2 separate regions of the Homo sapiens genome follow, and region 2 is linked to region 1. The links are chromatin loops, found by intact Hi-C in ENCODE. Cell type or tissue: HCT116. All regions are shown on one strand. Links, peaks and the distances in the headings refer to the core of each region. The heading gives the core; the rest is flanking DNA.

Evidence for each region. Hi-C counts contacts between places; a loop is a spot of excess contacts. Peaks named below come from ENCODE experiments on the same cell type or tissue, not always from the same donor. Only the 100,000 strongest peaks of a DNase experiment are listed, where the experiment ranks them.
Region 2: it touches region 1 in a loop (6-fold over the local background); 14 of 110 quality-filtered maps call a loop at or near these places.

Annotation. Positions count from the first base shown.
Region 1 is chr10:100,039,167-100,051,230 of GRCh38, forward strand. CPN1 (carboxypeptidase N subunit 1) reads right to left here. Exons shown (of 9, transcript NM_001308.3): 8 at 9,592-9,710; 9 at 3,027-3,407. The coding sequence ends at 3,261. Among named protein-coding and RNA genes, the nearest start is that of DNMBP, 35 kb to the left of the region's middle. RefSeq lists an enhancer at 5,190-6,016. In HCT116, for the core only: CTCF peaks have their summits at 4,458 and 7,052 (motif pointing left); DNase peaks (open chromatin) are centred at 4,385, 4,681, 5,475 and 7,055; H3K4me3 peaks cover 796 bases; H3K27ac peaks cover 3,156 bases.
Region 2 is chr10:99,899,490-99,911,553 of GRCh38, forward strand. It overlaps DNMBP (dynamin binding protein), which reads right to left. Exons shown (of 17, transcript NM_015221.4): 5 at 9,464-9,657; 6 at 8,506-8,605; 7 at 430-577. Among named protein-coding and RNA genes, the nearest start is that of DNMBP-AS1, 22 kb to the right of the region's middle. RefSeq lists an enhancer at 6,443-7,642. In HCT116, for the core only: a CTCF peak has its summit at 7,242; a DNase peak (open chromatin) is centred at 7,172; H3K4me3 peaks cover 1,416 bases; H3K27ac peaks cover 2,602 bases.

The DNA of each region.
Region 1 (12,064 bases), core at 2,673-10,672:
CCTCACCCCAGAGTCAACAGAATCCCAGCAATTATTACAAGATACTGGAGTGATCTGTTTCCCTTCCCAAGTAGCCTGTGGCTGCACTGAGATAATGGACTGTATCTTCTTCCTCTTTATATTTTCTGAATTTATTGAGAGCAAGGACTCAAAATATGTTCCCTGCATGAATAAACGGAAGAATGAATAAAATTCTGTGGCTATGCCAGTGAAAGTACTGTGACCGTATTTCATAAACATTAGCTCTGTCAGGTGACTTCGTACCAAGGAACCTAAACACAAAGTAAGTGATATTCAGACAATCTGGGAAACAGTGCATGCAGCAACCTCAGGTATAAAGTTTCACTGAATTGAAAAATGGAAACCCTCTCAAATAGTGGCCTCTTTATAACAGCAAGAAAGGCACCAAGGAACATGGGATTAAAATTAGGAAGAAATAAAAAATAGAAAGAAACAATTAGCCTTTTAACCTGAGGAGTGAATTCCCTAAGTGGGAAAAGATACATTTTCTTCTGTTTTCTTTTTGACCACAGATAGAGAGATTGCTCAGGTAACAGAAAAATGAATTATGTGTTAATCCTAATCCCGAATGGCCTCCAGGGGAGGGCGAGTTGTCACAGCTAGAGCACCTATGTTTTCTGATGGGTATGGGAATACAGTCAGCCCTCCGTATCTGCAGGTTCCCATTCAACCAACCTTGGATCAAAACTATTTAAGTAAATAAATAAATAAAAAATAATAATACAGACTGGGCACCATGGCTCATGCCTATAATCTCAGCACTTTAGAAGGCAGAGGCGGGAGGATCACTTGAGCCCAGGAGTTTGAGATCCTATCACTACAAAGAAATTTAAAAATTAGCCAGGTATGATGTCACGTGCCTGTGTTCACCATGTTGGCCAGCTACTTGGGAGGCTGAAGTGAGAGGATTTCTTGAGCTCGGGAGATTGAGGCTGCAGTAAGCCATGACTGCACCACTGCATTCCAGCCTGGGTGACAGAGTGAGGCTGTCAGAAAAACAAAAAATAAAATAATGCAACAATAAAAATAGTACCAAGTAAAAATACAATATAACAAAACTATTTACACAGCATTTACATTGTATCAGGTATTATAAGTAATCTAGAGATGACTTAAAAGTATATGGGAGGATATACCTAGGCTAAATGCAAATACTATGCCATTTTATAAAAGGAACTGGAGCACTCTTGGATTTTGGTATCTGAGAGGGTGCTGGAACCAACTGGGTGCCAAGGGATCACCATACCATGTCACTTAACAATGTGGGTACATTCTGAGAAATGTATCCCTAGGTGATTTAATCATTGCAGAAACATTATAGCATGTACTTGTACAAACCTAGGTGGTATAGCCTCCTACACACATAGGCTGAAAGGTACAGCCTATTGCTCCTAGGCTACAAATCTGGACAGCATGTTACTATACTGAATGCTGCAGGCAATTGTAACACAGTGGTAATTGTGTTACATATTCTTTTTTTTTTTTTTTTCAGATGGAGTCTCACTCTGTCACCCAGGCTGGAGTGCAGTGGTGCAATCTCGGCTCACCGCAACCTCCACCTCCTGGGTTCAAGCAATTCTCCTGCCTCAGCCTCCCAAGTAGCTAGGATTACAGGTGCCTGCCACCACACCCAGCTAATTTTTTGTATTTTTAGTAGAGATGGGGTTCACCATGTTGGCCAGGCTGGTCTCGAACTCCTGACCTCAGGTGATCCACCCAACTCGGCCTCCCAAAGTGCTGGGATTACAGGCATGAGCTACCGTGCTCAGCCTGTGTTACGTATTCTAAATCTAAACATATCTAACCTAAATCTAAACATATCTAAATATAGAAAAGTATAGTAAAACCATGGTATTATAATCTTATGAGACCACCATTATACACACGGTCCACTGTTAACCAAAACGTCATTATGTGGCACAAGGCTGTAATTATTTAGTAGAGTTCAATTTCTCAGTGGTAAGAAAAGGGCTGGTTAATTAGAGGTGCTGTGGGGAGAGGGGTAGATGAGGAAACTGGAGCCTGCCCTGTCTAACTGAGGCTGAGCTCTGAAACAAGGTGTATGGCAAAAAACCACTTCCCACAGGGGACTCAGGAACCCCCACATGCCCAATGAGGGTTTGTAAACTTGAGTGCTGCAAGGTAGGTGATGAAAGACTACACATCCCTTCAAAATCTTTAGTAACATCTACTTTGCTCAATAATGTTTTTAGTGCAAATGGGTTCTTCCTGGGGAACTCAAAGAGGTGGAGAGTGCTATGTCGTGCTGGGGACAGAGCCAGGATGCAGCCATGCCTTAGGGGCAGCTGCACATATTTCCATATCCAGCAAATGTTTTGAAAGATGCATATTTATTAAATGTCCATGTACAAAGAAGGGTAGCCATGGCACTAGGTATTTGCATGTCAAATTCTTTGCTTATTAAGATGCTATTGGCTATTGCTGAAATGATCCTCTGGGATTTCAGAAGAACTGGTCACCTAATTTTGCTATGGGAACAACATCAATGATGGATCACTTACTTCAGCATTTCAGACATGGTTCAGAAATCTTCACTGAGCACTAACTCTTCTGCAAACTCTGTGCTAGATTCTGGAGGTGCAGCTGCCAACCAGCCAGAACCAGTCTCTGGATGCAGTGTGGACTGGCATGGAGCCTAAACCAGACTCTCAGAATAGAAAAACCTTACCAAACACCACTAGATGTATGTACTACCACATCAGCTTTCTTTTCTTTCTTTCTTTCTTTTTTTTGAGACAGAGTTTCACTTTTTTGCCCAGGCTGGAGTGAAGTGGTGCGATCTCAGCTCACTGCAACCTCTACCCCACAGGTTCAAGTGATTCTCCTGCCTTAGCCTCCTGAGTAGCCGGGATTACAGGTGCATGCCACCATGACCAGCTAATTTTTTGTATTTTTAGTAGAGACAGGGTTTCACCATGTTGGCCAGGCTGGTTCCGAACTCTTGAACTTAGGTGATCCACCTGCCTCGGCCTCCCAAAGTGCTAGGATTACAGATGTGAGCCACCACACCCGGCCACCACATCACCTTTCAATAGATCCTAATTTTTTTCATGATGACCTAGAGATGGCTTACCCCTGGAACAGATGGAGACCATTCTGAATTGTTCTGAATATGTTTGTATTTAAATATGTCCCAGATAATAAAATAGAAAGAATGCTTGATCTGATCTGAGAGCAGGAGCAAAGCCTTTCTGAAGGGTTGCCTGGCACTGTGGGTTTCAGGCAGGGCCTCTCTGCAGCTGCCTCATCTCCATTTCTTTCTTTCTGGCTTGGGGCTGCACTTTGGCTCTGACTCCGTGCCTTCTGCTGGGAGCTCTCCTCACAGGGCTTACTTGAGGGATGCTTCTTTTGAGGTGGAAGTTAACCTGGAAGAAAAAAAGCAGGAGCTACGAGATCCGTTTGGACCATCTTTTGCCATAGTTCCAGTTTCTGAGGGCTGGGTACTAGGGAAAATTATTATAGCAGTGACCCAGAGAAGCACTGGTGGTGTCATATAGACTTGGCTAACGTTCCCCCAAAATTGGTATGCAATCATTGGTGATAGATAGAGTGTGACTGGATGAACTTAATATACATTGATTTTACATGTATTAGAAAAAGATGGGCTGGGTGTGGTGGCTCATGGCTGTAATCCCAGCACTTGGGAGGCTGAGGTGGTGGATCACCTGAGGTCAGGAGTTCAAGACCACACCGGGCAATATGGTGAAACCCTGTCTCTACTAAAAATACAAAGAAATTAGCCAGGTGTGGTGGTGCACACCTATAGTCCCAGCTACTCAGGAGGCTGAGGCGGTAGAATTGCTTGAACCCAGGAGGTGGAGGCTGCAGTGAGCTGAGATCTTGCCACTGCACTCCAGCCTGGGTGACAGCGAGACTCCATCTCAAAAAAAAAAAAAAAAAAGAAAAAAATTAGGTTGGGCATGGTGGCTGTAATCCTTGCACTTTAGGAGGCTGAGGCGGGCAGATCACTTGAGATCAGGAGTTAGAGACCAGCCTGGCCAACATGGTGAAACCCCGTCTCTACTGAAAATACAAAAATTAGCTGGGCTGGTGGCACATGCCTATAGTTCCAGCTACTCGGGAGGCTGAGGCAGGAGAACTGCTTGAACTCAGCAGGCAGAGGTTACAGAGAGCCAAGATCACGCCACTGCACTCCAGCCTGGGTGACAGAGTGAGATTCCATCTCAAAAAGAAAAAAAAAAGTAAAGAAAAGAAAGAAAAATATATCTACACATCAAATATGATTTCACCAATACTGCCACTTAGGACAAGAGCCATGATTGACGGTGCTGTAACAATCTTCTTTATGCTGCCTGGGTGACTCACAGGTGCCATGCTCAGGCATGCCAGTAAGTGTCACCATGCTTCAGAACTAAACCTTCTGCCTACTTGTTTGACTTCAAAGATAGTAGAGATGATAAAGAGTGTTGGTATGGACTTGGGGATTTATTTTACTTTTCTTTTTTTTTTTAATTTTAGAGATGGGGTCTTGTTATGTTGTCCAGGCTGGACTCAAACTCCTGGGTTCAAGATCCCCCTGCCTCAGCCTCTCAGCCTCCTGAGTAGCTGGGATTACAGGCACATGCCACCACATCCTGCTTGGATTCTTAAACTGGAAATTTCCATGTGTGTTAATGCATCCTTTCAAGCACTACATTGCAACCTCTCTTCTGGCCACAGCACGCAGATGGAAAGATACTTTTCACTGACAAATGTGGGACATTCTGGGTGTGGAAGAGCCGTAGAACTATCCCAGGCTGAAGAGGAAGGAGAGGGAGTGGCACAGTGTCCTAACCACACTCCTCTGGGGCAGGCCTGGGCTTTCCCACCCTTGGAACAGCTTGAGCCCCTGAAGCCAGCTGGGAGTTAAAAAACATGTCACTGACTAAGAGGCCTCTCTGTAGGGTTATTTCCTGCCCCTTCCGCAAAAATTGATAGCCAGTTTTTCTGCTAGTTCCTCCAGGAGGGAAGGGGAGAATCAGAGCCAACTGTGCTGTATTATTTACCAATTCCTATTTAGTAACATAGGAATCTAGACAGAAAAAAATGAGAGAGAAGAGAGACAAGAAAATGAGGCAAGGACAGAGGAAAAGGAAAGGAGTGGTGACATGTGGAAGGCCTTGGGGAAAAGCAAAGAAAACACTGGGCCCCGGAAGATATTTTATTTCATTTTATTTTTATTTTGAGATAAGGTCTTACTCTGTCATCCAGGCTGGAGTGCAGTGGTGCAATCACGGTTCACTGCAGGCTCCATCTCCTGGGTTCAAGTGATCCTCCCACCTCAGCCTCCCAAGTAGCTGGCACTACATGTGCATGACACCATGCCCGGCTAATTTTTGAACTGTTTTGTAGAGATATGATTTCGCCATGTTGCCCAGGCTGGTCTCAAACCCCTGGGCTCAAGTGATCTGCCAGCCTCAGCCTTCCAAAGTGCTGAGATTACAGGTATGAGTCACCGCACCCAGCTGAGACATTTTAAAGCTGGAAACTCTGTAGTAAACAATCTTTTTTTTTTTTTTTGAGATGGAGTCTTGCTCTGTCACCCAGGCTGGAGTGCAGCGGCACAATCTCGGCTCACTGCAACCTCCGCCCCCTGGGTTCAAGCAATTCTCTTGCCTCAGCCTCCCAAGGAGCTGGGATTACAGGCATGAGCTACCACACTTGGCTAATTTTTGTATTTTGAGTAGAGACAGGGCTTCGCCATGTTGGCCAGGCTGGTCTCGAATTCCTGACCTCAAGTGATCCGCCTGCCTCAGCCTCCTGAAGTGCTGGGATTACAGGTGTGAACCACCACACCTGGGCAATATTTTTTTCCTTTTTTCTTTCCCAGACAGATGGATATCTGCTTTAGACTGGGAAGGGAGATAGACTCCTTTGTGATCAATAAATGGGTTTTTAGTTGTTACTGTGTCTGGAAATTGTATCCAAATGACAGACATCTTTTCTCCTCTGAGTATATTTGACATAATGATGGGTTATGTTAATTTATTTAAAGAATATGTGAAAAGGGGGGCAAAATCCTTTGAAATTGAGTGTGTTACTCAAGAGGACGTGCAGTTGTTTGAATTTGGCGTTGAACAGACTTGCTGGTAATGCAAAACTTATATATGTAGCTGCTTAACAGTCATTCAATTTTAGGATATAACAAGAAAAAAGGGAAAGAGGACCCCAGATCAGCTCATAGGCTGCAATGAAAGATTTACTCTCTGTTTCCTGCAACTGTAAGCAGAAGTAATTTACATTATTTAGGAGATGGGACTAGGGGAGGGGATGGAGGAAGAAACTATCTGGAAATTCTCAAAGGACTTAAAGCATAGTTCTTTCTCCTGATCCTTGTGTTACAATAAGGAGCTACAAACACAGGTTGTACACTTAGTATGAGTTCTGTAACACATTGGCTAAGAAGGGAGCCAGAGAGCCTGATATAGGTTCGAATCCTGACTCCCACCACTTGCTATGTGATATTACACAAGTTTCTTTTATCTTCTCTAAGCCACAAATGGGGATACTTGCATCTACCTCACAGGGTTGTTGTGAAGGTTAAATGAGATAATGCTGGAAAGCTCTCATATCATGTCATACATAGTACTTATTCAATAAATAGTAAAAGACAAGCTTGACTGGACTGCATTGTGTTAATAGGGAAAGGTGGTGGGAGGGTCTACTAAGGGTTGTGTACAGGAGTGAGGCGGCCCTAGGAAAGGCTGACTTTTAGGAAATGAGATCTGTAGATGTCTGTTAAATAGGACTGCCTCATTATTTTGTCCTCATTTGAGAAATCTGAGGATTAGTGTCTACGATCTCTGAGCTCTGTTAGCTCTGAGATCTTAATACAACCAAAACTGAAAAGATCCAGGCTGTAAAATCAAAGAAGTTCTTTGCTTCTCATCCTATCTATAAAAGAAAGCCCTGGAGAGTTTAATCTTGAAGAGTAGCTGGCTTTTTGCGGCATGAGTGGAAAGCAAGATCAGGGCCCAGGGAGCACCAGAAGGGATGGTAGAGCGCCCTCTGGTGGCAGTCCTTGCCAGTGGCACAGAAGAATGCAAGCCCGCTGCCTTCTCTGTAAAAACTGGTCTTAAAGAAACCATCAGATTTAGGCCGATCACAGTCTAGGCGGAGGGAGCACAGTGGCTCACGCCTGTAATCCCAGTGCTTTGGAAGGCCAAGGTGTGAGGATCTCTTGAACTCAGGAGTTCAAGGCTGCAGTGAGCCATGACTGTACCACTGCCCTCCAGCCTGGGCTACACAGAGAACCCGTCTCTACAAAAAATAACAAAAATTAGGCCAGGTGCAGTGGCTCACGCCTGTAATCTCAGCACTTTGGGAGGCCGAGGAGGGTGGATCACCTGAGGTCAGGAGTCCAAGACCAGCCTGGCCAACATGGTGAAAACCCGTCTCTACTAAAAATGCAAAAATTAGCTGGGCGTGGTGGCACATGCCTGTAGTCCCAGCTACTTGGGAGGTTGAGGCAGGAGAATCACTTGAACCCGGGAGGCGGAGGTTGCAGTGAGCCGAGAATGTGCCATTCACTCCAGCCAGGGCAACAGAGCAAGACTCTAGTCTCAAAAAATAAAAATAAAAATGGCCGGGTGCGGTGGCTCACGTCTGTAATCCTAGCACTTTGGGAGGCCGAGGTGGGCAGATCACCTGAGGTCAGGAGTTCAAGATCAGCCTGGCCAACATGGCAAACCCCTGTCTCTACTAAAAATACAAAAAATAGCTGAAGATGGTGGCACATGCCTGTAATCCCAGCTACTTGGGAGGCTGAGGCAGGAGAATTGCTTGAACCCAAAAGACAGTGGTTGGAGTGAGCCGAGATTGAGCCACTGCACTCCAGCCTGGGTGGCAGAGCGAGACTCTGTCGAAAAAAAAAAAAAATTAGCTGGACATGGCGGCATGTGCCTGTAGTCCCAGCTACTTGGAAAGATGAAGCAGAAGATCTCTTGAGTCTGAGGCTGCAGTGAGCCATAATCACGCCAGTGCACAGCCTGAGGGACAGAGACACTCCCTGTCTCTATGAAAGAAGAAGAGGAGGAAGAGGAGGAGGACAAGGAAGAGGAGGAGATATCTGACCTATCTTGTTTGACTGTAGGTCAAGGAGAAGGAGGAGGAGAAGAAAGAGAGGAGGAGGAGGACATATCTGACCTCCCTTGTTTGACTGTAGGTCATAAGACCCTACCTTGTTTGACTATAGGTCATGAGTCCCTCTTTCCAGAGAGGGTACTGACCCACACACAGAAGGAAGAAATTCATGGTCAGAGAGCCCAGAAGAATCTGGAAAGATAGGCCTTGCTAGATTTCTTCACTCAGTGCATAGCATTAGCTGATACTTTTTTTGTCCAGTTGCATTTATTACCTAGCTGTACCTACTTTGTTGAACCTACACATAAAAGTGGACAATTTCCCCGGTATCTTTGGGCCTTCATTCTGAAGGCTCCTGTGTATACACGTTAAATAAATTGGTATGCTCACACAAAACAAAAAAAGAAAAAACAGGCCGGGCATGGTGGCTCATGCCTGTAATCCCAGCACTTTGGGAGGCCGAGGTGGGCAGATCACCTGAGGTCAGAAGTTCGAGACCAGCCTGACCAACATGGAAAAACCCCATTTCTACTAAAAAAAACCCACCAAAAATTAGCCAGGTATGGTGGCACATGCCTGTAATCCCAGCTACTCAAGAGGCTGAGGCAGGAGAATCACTTAAACCTGGGAGGCGGGTGTTGCGGTGAGCCGAGATCATGCCATTGCACTCCAGCCTGGGCAACAAGAGCGAAACCCCCTCTCAAAATAACAATAATAATTATAATAATAAAATAAAATAAAAATAAATTGGTATGGCTTTTCTCCAATTAATCTGCCTTTTGAGAGTTGATTTGGCCCCTGCATACTAAAGGCTTTATGTGCATGTTCTCATTTCAGCCTCTGGTGAAGGAGGCACTATTATTACCAATTTACTGAGAATAAGAGAGATTAGGTAATTTGTCCAAGGTCTGTGGGCAAATGAGCTGAATTTAGAACTAGACAGTGCTTTAAATCACTATGCTATGTTAGACAGAAGAGGAAAAGCCAAAAGGAAGTGAGGAAGGATATAACAGGAGAGTGACAGAACAAAAATTAGGATGTGCGAGCAATTAATTCTTTAAAAAACAGTAAAAGAAAGAAGCTGGGCAAAGATTAGAGCTGTGCAATCACTTAAGATTTTGCAAGGGCCAAGGGTGGTGGCTCATGCCTGTAATCTCAGCACTTTGGGAGGCTGAGGCAGGCAGATCACTTGAGCCCAGGAGTTCAAGACCAGCCTGGGTAACATGACGAAATCCTTTTTCTAAAAAAAGAAAAATTAGGCGGGCATGGTGGTGTGTGCTTATACTCACTCCCAGCTACTCGGGAGGCTTAGGCGGCAGGATTGCTTCGGCCCAGGAGATCGAGGCTGCAGTGAGCCACAGTGGTGCCACTGCACTCCAGCCTGGGTGACAGAGCAGGACACTGTCCTCCAAAAAAAGACTGTATAAGTGATCTCTACAGTGCACCGTCAAGCTCAGCCTAACTCACCAACGTTGGTTCCGCAGGACCCACGGTCACAGTTACTGTCTCTGGGTCATACCCAGGTGCTGTGGCACTAACAGTGTAGATACCTGGAAGCAGCAGCCGGAAGTAATCACCATGGTCACCTGAAAGTCACAAAGATATAACTCAGTCTACTGATTAAAAATCTGTCCCAAATAAGCTAGGGTTTTTATCTGACTACAAGGTTGGCTTTTCTTTTTTTTTGAGACGGGGTCTTGCTCTGTCACCCAGGCTGGAGTGAAGTGGTGTGATCTCAGCTCACTGCAACCTCTGCCTCTCAGGTTCAAGCAATTCTCCTGCCTCAGTCTCCCAAGTAGCTGGGATTACAGGTGCGTGCCACCATGCTCAGCTAATTTTTGTATTTTTAGTAGAGACGGGGTTTCATCATGTTGGCCAGGCTAATATCGAACCCCTGACCTCAGGTGATCTGCCCGCCTCAGCCTCCCAGTGCTGGGATTACAGGCGTGAGCCGCTGAGCCCGTTGGCTTTTTTTTTTTTTTGAGATGGAGTCTCACTCTGTCACTCTGTTGCCCAGGCTGGAATGCAGTGGTATGATCTCAGCTCACTGCAACCCCTACCTCCTGGGTTCAAGCAATTCTCCTGCCTCAGCCTCCCAAGTAGCTGGGATTAGAGGCGTGCACCACCACACCCAGCTAATTTTTATATTTTTAGTAGAGACGGGGTTTCACCATGTTGGCCAGGCTGGTCTCAAACTCCTGGCCTCAGGTGATTTGCCAGCCTTGGCCTCCCAAAGTGCTGGGATTACAGGCATGAGCCACCGAGCCCGGCCGTCTTTTCTTTTTCAAAATAAATAAACAGAGTCCGGTTCTCACTATGTTGCCCAGGCTGGTCTCAAACTCCTGGGCTCAAGTGATCCTTCCGCCTCAGCCTCCCAAAGTGCTGCGATTACAGGCATGAGCCACTGCCCCCAGCCTGGCTTTTCTTAATAGCATGAAACTAGTAAAGATTTAAATCATTTGTGGACTATCTTAATAGGAGTACGGCCTCAGCTCCTACGAAGCAGGAATTTTACTGTGCTCTACACTGAACATGTTAAATGTAATTCTAGACCCTGTAGTTTAATACAAACTCCCCTCCAGTAAAGGATCACTAGGAGAGAGGAAAGGTTGAAAGGTCTGTGAATGTTTTGCCTAATAAAGAAACTACATGAGACCACAGTTTTGATATTTGAAAGGCCACTGTGAAGAAATGATGTCTATCTAAAGAAATAAGAATGAGAAGTATGGGTTTAAGTTGCAGGGAGGCAGATTTTGCTAGACAGAAATAAAACCTACTGAGGCCAGGTGCGGTGGCTCATGCCTGTAATCCCAGCACTTTGGGAGGCCCAGGTGGGTGGATCACCTGAGGTCAGGAGTTTGAGACCAGCCTGGCCAACATGGTGAAACCCCCATCTCTACTAAAAATACGAAAATTAGCCAGGCGTGGTGGCACATGCTTGTAGTCTCAGCTACTTGGGAGGCTGAGGCAGGGTAATTGCTGGACCGTGAGAGGTGGAGGCTGCAGTGAGCCGAGATCGCGCCACTGCACTCCAGCCTTGGTGACAGAGCAAGATTCTGTCTCAAATAGAACAAACAAACAAACAAACAAACAAATCTGTTGAGAGAAACAGAGCTACAAAAAAAGGAATGGACTGCTTTATGCAATTGTGAGCACTCAAGCACAGACTAGATCAGAAGCCTGGAAAGGCCACGCAGATGTACAGTGCAAAACCTGTACCACTGAACATGGAGGCCCTGGGTTGGACAAAAAGCTGCCGGTGGTGTTATATGGGTGTAATCTTATATTCAATGGGAAGGCTGGACTACATGACCAGTAAAGATACGATTTTGAGAGTCCTATCTCTTTTTTTGAGATAGGGTCTCATTCTGTTGCCCAGGCTAGAGTGCAGTGGTGCTATCATAGCTCACTGCAACCTTGAACTCCCAGACTCAAGCAATTTTCCTGCCTCAGCCTTTTGAATAGCTGGGACTATAGACACACACCACTGTGACTGGTAAATTTTATTATTTTTATTTTTTGTAGAGATGGAGGTCTTGCTATGTTGACCAGCATGGTCTTGAACTCTTGACCTCAAGCAATTCTCCCAGCTCAGCCTCCCAAAGTGCTGGGATTACAGGCATATGCCATTGTGCCCAGTGAGAATCTTATTTTTAATATTTCTTCTATTGGGCTGGTTGCAGTGGCTCATACCACTGCACTCCAGCCTGGGCGACAGAGCGAGACTCTGCCTCAAAAAACAAAAAAATTTCTTTTATCATCTTCAAAAGTATGGCAAGGGAAAAATAAAATTCAAAAGAAGCCTGTTTTTCTATAACAAGGAAAGTGCATTTTGGCTAATGACTTTCCATCCCTTTAGACTCAATTATGACAGTGATTTTAAAATTCATTTTAAGTATATAGCAATGAATATTTGAAATAATAAATACAATAAACATTG
Region 2 (12,064 bases), core at 2,735-10,734, 140 kb before region 1:
TACTTGGGAGCCTAAGGCGGGAGAATCGCTTGAACCCGGGAGGCAGAGGTTGCAGTGAGCTAAGATTGTGCCACTGCATGCTGACCTGGGCAATAAGCTGAGATTACACCACTGCACTCTGGCCTGGGTGAGAGTGAGACTCCGTCTCAAAAAAAAAAACCCTGTATTTAGTCTTCTCACCTATGCTCTTATTTGGACCAAACCATCCTCTCCTGGCTGCTTTTTAACCTGATAACGCTAACCTAATACTCTATACAGATAAAACTTATTCACATGGACAAAAATACAATCAGGAAACCACTTAAATGATATATATCATGGATATCTTATGTTTAAAATAAGATGTCATCATCAAGTCCAGGCATATACACAGGTATAACTTAGAGAACTAAAGAGCTGTAATGGAAGTTAAGTGGTCAAAACTCCTACTTCAGATCTGCCAAGGAGTCCTGAAGATGCTTCTGGATCTTCTCATCCTTCTCGTAGATTTCAAGCAGCGCAATGGCCTCATCATGATTCTGGCAGTAAATCTTGTATGTTCCCTCAAGCTCATCCCGGTGACCAAGAAACACAGGTCCTTTGGAATACACACAAACATACAGTGTTTTTAGTAAACTTTCTTCTCAGTATACTAAATGTAAGGTACACAGCCAAACTTTAGTACCAGCTAAATCCTACCTATTACAAGAAATGATACTAAGACTATCCATCAAATAGTAAGAAACTTCCATCTAACAGCTTAAAGTTGTAATCATTTAAAGGAAAATTTAGAAAGCCATGTCATCCGTATATGTATGTATTCATTTTTTTTTGAGACAGGGTCTCTGTCACCCAGGCTGGAGTGCAGTGGCACAATCTCAGCCCACTGCAGACTCGACCTCCCAGACTCAGGTCGGTCCCTAGTAGCTGGGACCACGTGTGCATGCCACCATGCCCAGCTAATTTTTTGTATTTTTGGTAGAGAGGGGGTTTCGCCATGTTGCCCAGGCTCATGTATTTGTTTTAGAACAAACACACACACACACAATGTGACTGGCCTCTGAAACAGAGCCTCCAGTCCCTTTGCAGTCGAGCCAAGTCAGACATCTGAGAGCGTTCTCCATGTAGGGATGTAATGAGAACCCCATAAGGAGGACCCCCTCAGTTTCTTATTTTTTTTTCCTGAGACGGAGTCTCTTGTCGCCCAGGCTGGAGTGCAGTGGCACATCTCGGCTCACTGCAACATCCGCCTCCCTGGTTCAAGTGAGTCCTCTGCCTCAACCTCCCAAGTAGCTGGGATTACAGGTACACACCACCATACCCAGCTAATTTTTGTATTTTTAGTAGAGACGGAGTTCTTCTACAGCAGCAGTTTCTAACATTTTTGTGCATAAATAAGACTGGATAAAGTATATTACATTAAAATACCTATAATGATAAATCCCCAACTTATGATATAGTAACCTATATACTACTTTAGTTTTTTTGAGGCAGGGTCTCACTGTTGCCCAGGCTCCACTGCAGTGGTACGATCTTGGCTCACTGCAACCTCCACCTCCCAGGCTCAAGTGATCCTCCCACCTCTGCCTCCTGAGCAGCTGGGACTACAGATGTGCGCTGCCACACCTGGTTAATTTTTGTAATTTTAGTAGAGACAGGGTTTTGCCATGTTGGCCAGGCTGGTCTCAAACTCCTGGGCTCAAGCAATCCACCTGCCTGGGCCTCCCAAAGTGCTGGGATTACAGGTGTGAGCCCCAGCCATATGTACTTCTTTATAAGGTATTAAATAACCAAATGTAGCACTGAGTCTAACAATCCCCATACTGTCACAGCTTGAGGAGTGACACACACTGGTAACATTGGCTGCCTCTGGTTGAGGGTTACTGAAATTTCAAGACATTTGCAACGACCTAATCTGACAGAAACATGTGACTTCTGTTGGTGACAAAGTCACAGCTACTACTATGTGACTTATTCCCTACATTCATACTTTAAATAAATGCTATATTTCAGTTAAAAACTAGTAAAAAAAATAAAGAGGTCATTTTTTTCCCTATCCCCAGACCCCTCATCTAAAGTCAGTTAGGCATAGGAACAGTTCCTAAGCAAACTTCTACAGAACAATTGCCTTCAGAGCTGTGGCCTGAACGTGCGGGTCCCTGGCTTACTATGATGACTCTTCCTCTTGCCCTTCTTTCCTCCTCTCAGTGTATTTGGTGCTCCCTTCTTCAGCTCCATGTTCCACAAAAAAGAGCTCTCATCCTTGTTCTCCTCCCTCCAATATGATACTATTTACTGCTTCCCTACAACCAACCATCCCTACCAGCTGTCCAGGCACGACCCCTCCCCTCAGGGAGCCTATCGCTGCTTCTGTGGACTCACCTCTGTTCTCTCACTGTTGTGTCCCATGGAAGTCCCTGTTCTTGTGCAGAACTTTTTTTTTTCCTTTTTTTAAGACAGGGTCTCCTGCGTTGCCCAGGCTGGAGTGCAGTGGCACAATCTTGGCTCACTGCACCCGCCACCTCCTGGGCTCAAGTGATCCTCCGACCTCAGCCTCCTGAGTAGCTGGGACACCACCACACCTGCTAATTTTTGCATTTTTTGGTAGACGGGGTTTCGGCACGTTGGTCAGGCTGGTCACAAACTCTTGGGCTCAAGTGATCCACCTGCCTCGGCCCTTCCAAAGTGCTGGGATAACGGGCGTGAGTCACCATGCCTGGCCTAAAAAGTTTCTATTTAAATTATTTTCCTTAATGTATAACTCCTTTCTGTAAGAGAAACTTAACTTTTTTCATATCACCTCACACTGCCCTTTCTCACTGGAAGCCTCCCTTCTTTTTTTTTTTTTTTTTTTTTTTTGAGATGGAGTCTCGCTGTGTCACCCAGGCTGGAGTGCAGTGGCATGATCTCAACTCACTGCAACCTCTGCCTCCTGAGTTCAAGTGATTCTCCTGCCTCAGTCTCCTGAGTAGCTGGGATCACAGGCATGCGCCACCACGCCTGGCTCATTTTTGTATTTTTAGTAGAGACAGGGTTACACCATGTTGGCCAGGATGGTCTCAAACTCCTGATCTCAGGTGATCCGCCCGTCTCAGCCTCCCAAAGTGCTGGGATTACCGGTGTGAAACACCGCACCCGGCTGCCTCCCTTTAAAAAAAAAAAAAAAAAAAAATTGTTGGCTGGACGTAGTGGCTCAAGCCTGTAATCCCAGCAATTTGGGAGGCCAAGGTGGGCGGATCCCCTGAGGTCAGCAGTTCGAGACCAGCCTGGCCAACATGGCAAAACCCCGTCTCTACTAAAAATACAAAAATTAGCCAGGCATGGTGGCAGGCGCCTGTAATCCCAGCTACTCGGGAGACTGAGGCAGGAGAATCGTTTGAACCCAGGAGGCAGAGGTTGTAGTGAGCAGAGGTCGTGCCACTGCACTCCAGCCTGGGCAGAGAGCAAGATTCTGTCTTTAAAAAAAAAAAAAAAAAATTGTTTTGAGACAAGGTCTCACTCCACATCCTAGACTGGAGTGCAGTGTTGTGACCATTGCCAACTGCAGCCTCCAACACCTGGGCTCAACCAATCCTCCTGCCTCAGCCTCTCAAGAACCTGGGACTACAGGTATGTGCTACCACACCTGGGCAATTTTTTTTTTTTTTTTTTTTGTAGAAACGAGGTCTCACTATGTTGCCCAGGCTGGGCTTGAACTCCTGGCCTCAAGCAATCCTCCCGCCTTGGCCTCCCAAACTACTGAAATTACAGGCAGGAGCCACAGCACCTGGCCAGAAGCTTCCCTTCTGTCTACTCCTGCAACCTACCAGTCACAACAGTGGGGGTGGGGCTGGCTCCTTTTTCATCTTCACGGCCACTTTTTTTTTGTTTTGTTTTTTTTTAAGAGATGGGGCCTTGCTCTGTCACCCAGATTGGAGTGCACTGTCATGAACCAGCTCACTGCAGCCTTGACCTCCTGAGCTCAAGCAATTCTCTGCCCTCAGCCCCCCAAATAGCTGGAACTACAAGTGTGCCCCACCATACCTGGCTAATTTTTGTATGTTTTGTAGGGATGGTGTTTCACCTGGTTGGTCAGGCTGGTCTCGAACTCCCGAGCTCAGCAATCCACCCACCTTGGCCTCCCAAAGTGCTAGGATTACAGGCGTGGGCCACCGTGCCTGGCCTTCACGGCCACTTTGGAATTCCTAAAGCCACCCATGTCTTCATCTGGTTGCACCATTCTACATTAGTCTGCCACCTTCTTTTTGCAGCCCTTTCCCTAGTTGCATTCTTAGAATCTTCACCATCCAGACATGATTTACATTCAATTCGCCGTTCTTCAACTTCCCTGATAGTCACTGTTCTATATCAATTACAAACTAGCAAAGCTACACCTATAATCTCTTTCAAACTCTGGGTCACGAAATATACTTAATGGGTCACAGTCAGCACTGTTTTGATGAAATAGAATGGATTTTTTTTTTTTTTCTGTAGAGACGGGGTTTTCCCATGTTGCCCAGGCTGGTCCAGAACTCCTGGGCTCACATGATCTGCCCACCTTGCCTCGGCCTCCCAAAGTGTTGGGATTACTGGTGTGAGCCAACACGCCCGGCTGATCAAATAGAAAAGAAAATATCAGAAAACATCGGACATAAAAATTAGCTGGGTGTGGTGGTACGCATCTGTAGTCCCAGCTACTAGGGAGGCTGAGGTGGGAGGATCGCTTGAGCCCAGAAGGTAGAGGCTGCAGTGAGCTGTGATCACACTGCTACACCCCAGCTTGGGAAATAGCGTGAGACTGTCTCGAAAAAAAAAGGAAAACACTGGACATGGTAAAACTAAGCACAGACATACACAGAAACACACATCCTGGGTCATTATGAACAACATAGCTCTCGGCGGGATGTGTTTAAAATCAGGTAAAGCGAGTACTTTCCACCTATGACCATGTACCCAGAGTCTCCCAGTGCTGCTTGATCATTCTCTATCTCAGCCACCTGCCCTTTGCCCGTGGCTCCATAAGGCTTTAACTTGCCCTTCATGGTCTTCTCGGAGCCTTCCCTCATCGGATGTTTCAGACCTCATTTGTTCTTTGTGAATCCCCCACTGAACGCACGCCTGGCCTTCCGTTAGAGCCACCGGCATGGTACTCTCAGTCTTGGCTCCCTCAAGCCCCACCACCCACCATCCCTCCTCTAAAAATTAGTCCTTGCGCCTAGGTCTCAGCCTTTCAGTGTTGAGGCCTCTCTGCCACCTCTGTGTGTCTTCAACACATCGAAGCCTGCTACCCAACTCCTTGTTTGACTTTGGACAAGAAGCGAAGGGAAGAAGAAAAAATAAATGCAGGTGCTATCTTATGGAGGTGGGGCTATGGATATTTGCTTTCATTTCTCAGTTTATTGTCATAATCTAAGGTATAGTACACTATAGACACAGATGCTAAGACTCTCATTTCTGATTTGAATCAGACCTAAGGGGAGAAGGCGCCTTGCAGAAGCTGGTTAACTCCAACCACCTGAGAGCCCCAGGAACGACAACAGGTAATAAACTGGAAGAAAAATGAGTAACTGCTTAATTTAAAATTAAGCTCTTTTAGATAGCAGCCAACTTTATCTCATTTCTTTCTTAATACAAATAAATGACCCAGAGATACTTATTTCAAGTGCCTTAAAAAATCATATACACTGTCGTTTATGCTTCACCATCACACTAAAACTGGGTCACTGTGACTTCCTTCTGCCCAACTCAATGTGTGTATCTCCTTCCTCAACTTCCCTGACCTCTCTGGTTAGACTAAGGGCAAGAACCTCAGGTTCCAGTTTTTCTAACTGTTCCAGAAAATGCAAAAGACACAGTTGTATTCTGTATAGAGGCTAATGGCATTTGCCTGCACGACAGAAAGACTTGAGTTTGAATGCCAGTCCCATCAATTACTAGCCATGTGACCTGGGCAAATTACCTTCCCTCTAAGTGTCGGTTTCTTCACTGTAAAATAGGATAGAGTACCTAAACTGGCTGCAGAGTGGGTCACACCTGTAATCTTGCAGTGTGGGAGGACTGAGCTCAGGAATTCAAGACCAGCCTGGGCAACAGAGCAAGACCTCATCTCTACTAAAAATAAAAAAGCTAGTTGGGAGGCTGAGGTGGGAGGATCACTTGAGCCTGGGAGGTCAAGGCTGAGGTGAGCCATGATCACACCACTGCATTCTAGCCTAGGCAGCAGAGCAAGACCTTGTCTCAAAAACATGTGTGGCGGCTCGTGCCTATAATCACAGCATTTTGGGAGTCTGAGGAGGGAAGATCGCTTGAGGCCAGGCATCCAAGACTAGCCTGGGCAATATAGTGAGACTCCATCTCTACAAAAATTTAAAAACTAGCTGGGCCTGATGGTGCATGCCTATAGTTCCAGCTGCTCAGGGAGCTGAGGTGAGAAGATTGCTTGACCTGGGTAATCGAGGCTGTGGGTGAGCTGTCATTGTGCCACTGCAGTCCAGTCTGGATAACAATGTGAGACCCTGTCTAAAAAAAGAAGAAACAACAGTACCTAAACCTCAGAGGGCTGTCTATTGTAGAGAACAACTGAGATCCAGCTGGACCTATCTTGTGAGGGTATGTGGTGAGAGAAACACTCAGGAAACATTAACCATGCTACAACATCCCAGAGCTGTTTCCTCCTCCCTTCAGGGGGCAGAACCCTGATTTTTTTCCTGTGTCCGTTTTTCTCCCAGGTGAGTCAGGTAAATTCCATCTAGTGTAAGCCAGTGTCATGACCCATTCCCCTTTCTAGCCATCAGCTTAGCTGCATGCATGTCACCCACTTCTGGCCAACGAGAAATAAGGTATCTGATCAGGGAGCTCTGGAAAAGGTTTGCAAACTCTTAAAACGACACAGGGGTCACTCCTTCTGCTGGATGTTGTTGTATATGGTGTCATGGCTGGAACTGGGGTAGCCTCTTGTAATTAGGATTCTAATAAAGCAGCAAAATGATAGGATGTCCCCTCCCACACTGTGCCAGGGCTGGTCTGTAGGACCCACAGAACATGACAGAAGTGATGCTGTGTCATGTTCAAGATCAGGTTATAGAAGACTCTGTGGCTCCTGTCTCAGGCGTGCTTGCTCTTGCGTGCTCTCTCTCATTCTGTCTCTCGCTCTCTCTCACAGGTCACTCTAGGTGACTCATGACTCATGCCACGTCGTGAGGAAAGCCCAGGGAGAGGCTCACGTGGCAAGAAACTGACGCCTGAAGAACTGAGTGAGCTTTCTTGGAAGTAGATCCCTGAGCCCCAGATGATGGCAGTCCAGGCCAACAACTGACTCCAACCTCATGAGACCCTGGGCCAGAACCACCCAGCGGAGCCACCTCCAGACTCCTGACCTACAGAAGCAGCGAGGTAATACATGTTTAATGTTTTCAGCTGCTAAGTTTCAGTGAAATTGTTAAATAGCAATGGATAACCAATAAGTTCCCTTGTTTATAAGAACTAGATGAATGTTTTAAAAACATTTTGACAATGTCCCACATAAATGTATTTTAAATTATGACTCAGTACACATATATTTGAAATGAAAATAAAAGTTTCAGCCAGATGTGGTGGCTCACACCTGTAATCCCAGCAATGTGGGAGGCCGAGGTGGGTAGATCGCTTAAGCCCAGGAGTTTGAAACCAGCCTGGGCACAGCCTGGGCAACATGGCAAAACTCCATCTCTACAAAAAAAAAATTACAAAAATTAGCTGGGCGTGGTGGCACATGCCTGTATTCCCAGCTATGTGGGAGACCAAGGTAGGGAGGATGACTTGAGGCTGGGAGGTTGAGGCTGCAGTGAGCTGAATTCGCACCACTGCACTCCAACCTGGGCGACAGTGTAAAAATCCTGTGTCAAAAAAAAAACAACAGATAAGTTTCAAAAATTGGTAGTTAAACTTACAGTGCATTCTGATATTTTCTTTTGTTTTTTTTTTTCTTGAGACCAAGTCTTGCTCTGTACCCCAGGCAGTGGTGTAGTGGCTCGTGGCGCGATTTCAGCTCACTGCAGCCTCAACCTCCTAGACTCAAGCAATCCTCCAACCTTGGTCTCCCAAGTAGCTGGGATTACAGGAGCCCATGACCACGCCCAGCTCTATTTTTAGTACAGACAGGGTTTCACCATGTTGGCCAGGCTGATCTCAAACTCCTGACCTCAGGTGATCCTCTTGCCATGGCCTCCCAAAGTGCTGGGATTACAGGTGTGAGCCACTGTGCCTGGCCGCATTCTGGTATTTTCTTGAAAAATAAGTTGATCTCATGACCCAGTAATGGGCTGCAACCATGAGTGTGGAAAAACATTGTACTGTATGACATCCAAAACTACTTCTATTGCTAACATCCTATTATTACCCCAAAGTAGGCTGAGACAGAAGGAAAGCAGAGGACAAGTAACCTCTGGACTAAGTACCTACACCTGTATCTTCCCGGAGGCATAGTTACTCAGTATCAGGAAGGCCACTTACTCCTGCCCATGAAGTTTTTTTAAAAAGCTGCTTCTGAAACAACACAGGAGCTCATACCTACAGCATCGCTGATTTCCAGAGCAGCCAATAATTGCTTCGAGACCTTAATCACCATCTGCATATTTCCAAAAAGTCCCTCAAAATCAATGTTTGGTACCTGAGAAAAGGAAACAAAACATAAAAATGCACGGAAATGAGCTTAATGGCATTTCAATCATCTTAGGAACAGCTCTTCAAGAATTGTAGAAAAATTGCTCAAGGTCACTTTCTTCACTCACTTTCATGAAGTTTCCAGACTAGAAATATCCAACATTATCTTTAGTGTCATCCTTTGTCCTTGATCCAACTATTCTCTGCCACCCCAACCAGCACTTTAGTAAAGTGATAATGGAACCAATTTGGCCTACAAATGCACTGGGATACAAATTCCCACCCGCAACCAACATCCCGTAGCACTGCCTACCTGCTGCAGAAGTACTTGGGAGTGAATGCTCCAAGGGTGTAAACCCAAGCCCAGCCCAGCTGGTCAAGTTACAAGCAACAAGGACTATAAACCCCAGGACATTGTTACCCTTTTCTTACTACCTCCAGCATCTAGAAAAGTCCCTAGCCTACTCACATGTTAGTAAGGGTTTCCTGGATAAACTCTATATGAACAGGTACTAGAGTCATGTAACTGCTCACCCCCAGGTTTTGTTACATCATCACTCAGCCTTCTAGCAGGGCCACGATTCAGACTCCCTGGAACTGCTTTCAGGAGCCACAGAAACAGGAAGTGTCCTAGGAGTGACTGCAGTGTCTGGTAGGTTAACAGTAGACTTGACAAGTGAAAGGATGCTGAAGGCTTAGCTGATGACACACGTATGTTGAGGCCCTTGATTAAGAGCAGCAGCACTCACAGTCACAGTTTCTATTTCAAATCCAATAAATCTGTGGCGAAAGCTCCTATATCCTAATGCTTCTGGCCTGGAGGACCATATTCAAGGTCAAACTAACTCTGTCTCCCAGTTCCCACCTGTGCCTGCTGCATGGGTACCATGATCCGCTCAATACACATTTCCAGATCCCGAATGTAGTCTCTTTCTGTCTGAAGAAGTTCTTCTATGACCTTGGCTCTCTTCTCCAGCATCCTCTGCTCTGGATTTTCGGCAGACACAGACCCAGAAGGGGCCACCAGTGATGAAGACTGGGAGGAGAGGAGCGTCATTTCTAGAAGGGAAAAGAGAACTGGTTAGCAGCTCTGGGTGTAAAAGCAGCACCCTTCCACAGTTTGAGGCAAACAGAACCCATTTCCTGAGAACCAAAGGTCTCACTATTGTCAACCCTCAGGAAATCAGATCGCACATGTCAGTTGTAAACAGGGACAGCTGAAGCGCTTAGAAAGCCATCACTGCAGAGAGAACTCCAACCTGTGCAATACCATTTTGAGAATGTGTCCTGAAAAGAAGTAGCTAGCCCACTTTGAGTGAACAAAGCATGTCTACAAGCTCCTTGCAAAAGAGGTTAGAGGGGTCTGACCTTATAAGACTTGCTTTCACTTAATCAGATATAAAACATGGTCCATGATCAAAGCACCAGAAATAACAAGCTGGAAGTTCAAAATACAGATGTAGCACATTAAACAGAATATTATGGGGAACACAGAACAATGCCAACTAAGGGTAAAATAAAAAATAAGAAATTATCCATCTGAGATCTGGATAATTATAGGACCTATCATTTTCCAGTCACTGTAATGGTAGGTCAACACTAGCATATAATGAAATAGGTAAAAAAAATTGTTTAGATTTTCCCTATGAAAACCTTAACCAAAACTCACAAGCAGGTTTTGTTACTCAAATGTCCTAGTAGATACAAACTTACTATAAACATGAAGCTTATCAATGGTATTTTCAAGTATAAGAATCTCTAAGAACTAAACTGCATTATTCTAAAAAACAAATATGTATCCTGTCATTAGCTTTTACAATTATCTGACTATTACTTAGATACACAGGATGAGAGAGTTATCTATAAACATGGAACAGCGTTTGTTCATCTGAAATGAGCATTAAACATGGTAATAAGCAAAGGAAAAGAACAGCAGTGAAACAATCAGCCTCTGCTTAGTCTATCAAATTCTTTATGATCCAATTAAACAACTACAAATTTGGTATGTAAATATACTAGTAAGTCTGAGTACAATTACAGGACTATTTTAACCCAGGTTTAAGAAGCAAAAACACAAGTGTTCAAACTACTTAAGGAAAGTCGGCCTTCACAGCAGATTTTATTCTCCAAAACACTTTCCACACTGCTTTCTCTCAGAAGTTAGGAATTCTGGGACGGGTGCAGTGGCTCACGCCCATGATCCCAGCACTTTGGGAGGCCAAGGCTGGCAGATCACTTGAGGTCAGGAGTTCGAGACCAGCCTGGCCAACATGGCAAGCTTCCATCTCTACTAAAAATACAAAAATGCTAAGCATAGTGGCACACACCTGTGATCCCAGGTACTTGGGAGGCTGAGTCATGAGAATCACTTGAACCCAGGAGGCAGAGGTTGCAGCGACACGAGATAGTGCCATTATTGCACTCCAGACTGGGTGACAGAGAAAGACCCTGTCTCAAAAAAGTAATTCCAGTGTTTTAGAATACAACCCAAATTCTGGTTTCTAGATGCCATTCTCCACTAAAAGGAGGCAGGGTTCTTTGAAGAAATGGCTAATTCCAGGGCTGGGGCAGAGAAGGTATAGCTGAGCCTGAAATGTGGGAGAAAGTGAAGAAGTACTCAACAACATGGTGGGGATAGGTCAAAGGGCACAGAGGCCAGCTTGAAGGGGCTCCCACTGGCCAATCTGGCACAATTTGAGTATAAATGAAAAAGCACAATGGATTATTCCACTGAATAAGAACCTGTAAGTACATATTGATAATATGTAAGTACATAAATAAATGGGGGAGAAGAGAAAACTCTTTGTTATGGTAGAATGTCAGCTGATAAATAAGAGAAGAAATAATGGAGTCAGCAAATCACCATTTTAGGCCAAGTGTGGTGGCTCATGCCTATAATCCCAGCACTTTGGGAGGCCGAGGTGGGTAGATCACTTGAGCTTGGAGTTCAAGACCAGCCTGGGCAACATGGTGAAACCTCACCTCTACAAAAAATACAAAAATTAGCAGCACATGGACTGGCACACACCTATAGTCCCAGCTACTCAGGAGGCTGAGGTGGGAGGATGGCTTGAGCCTGGGTGGCAGAGGTTGCAGTAAGCTGAGATTATGCCACTGCACTCCAGCCTGAGTAAAAAAAAAATCTGGCCAGGTGCAGTGGCTCACGCCTGTCATCCCCGCACTTTGGGAGTCTGAGGCTGAGGCGGACAGATCACCTGAGGTCAGAAGTTCGAGACCAGCCTGACCAACATGGTGAAACCCCATCTCTACTAAAAATACAAAAATTTGTATTTTGCCTGTAATTCCAGCTATTCAGGAGGCTGAGGCAGAGGTTGCAGTGAGCCAAGATTGCACCACTGCACTCCAGCCTGGGAGAACAGAGCAAGACTCCATCTCAAAAAAAAATCCATGTTCATACAAAATACACACTGAAGCTTACTAAGGGGCACAATATATGCAATGTACT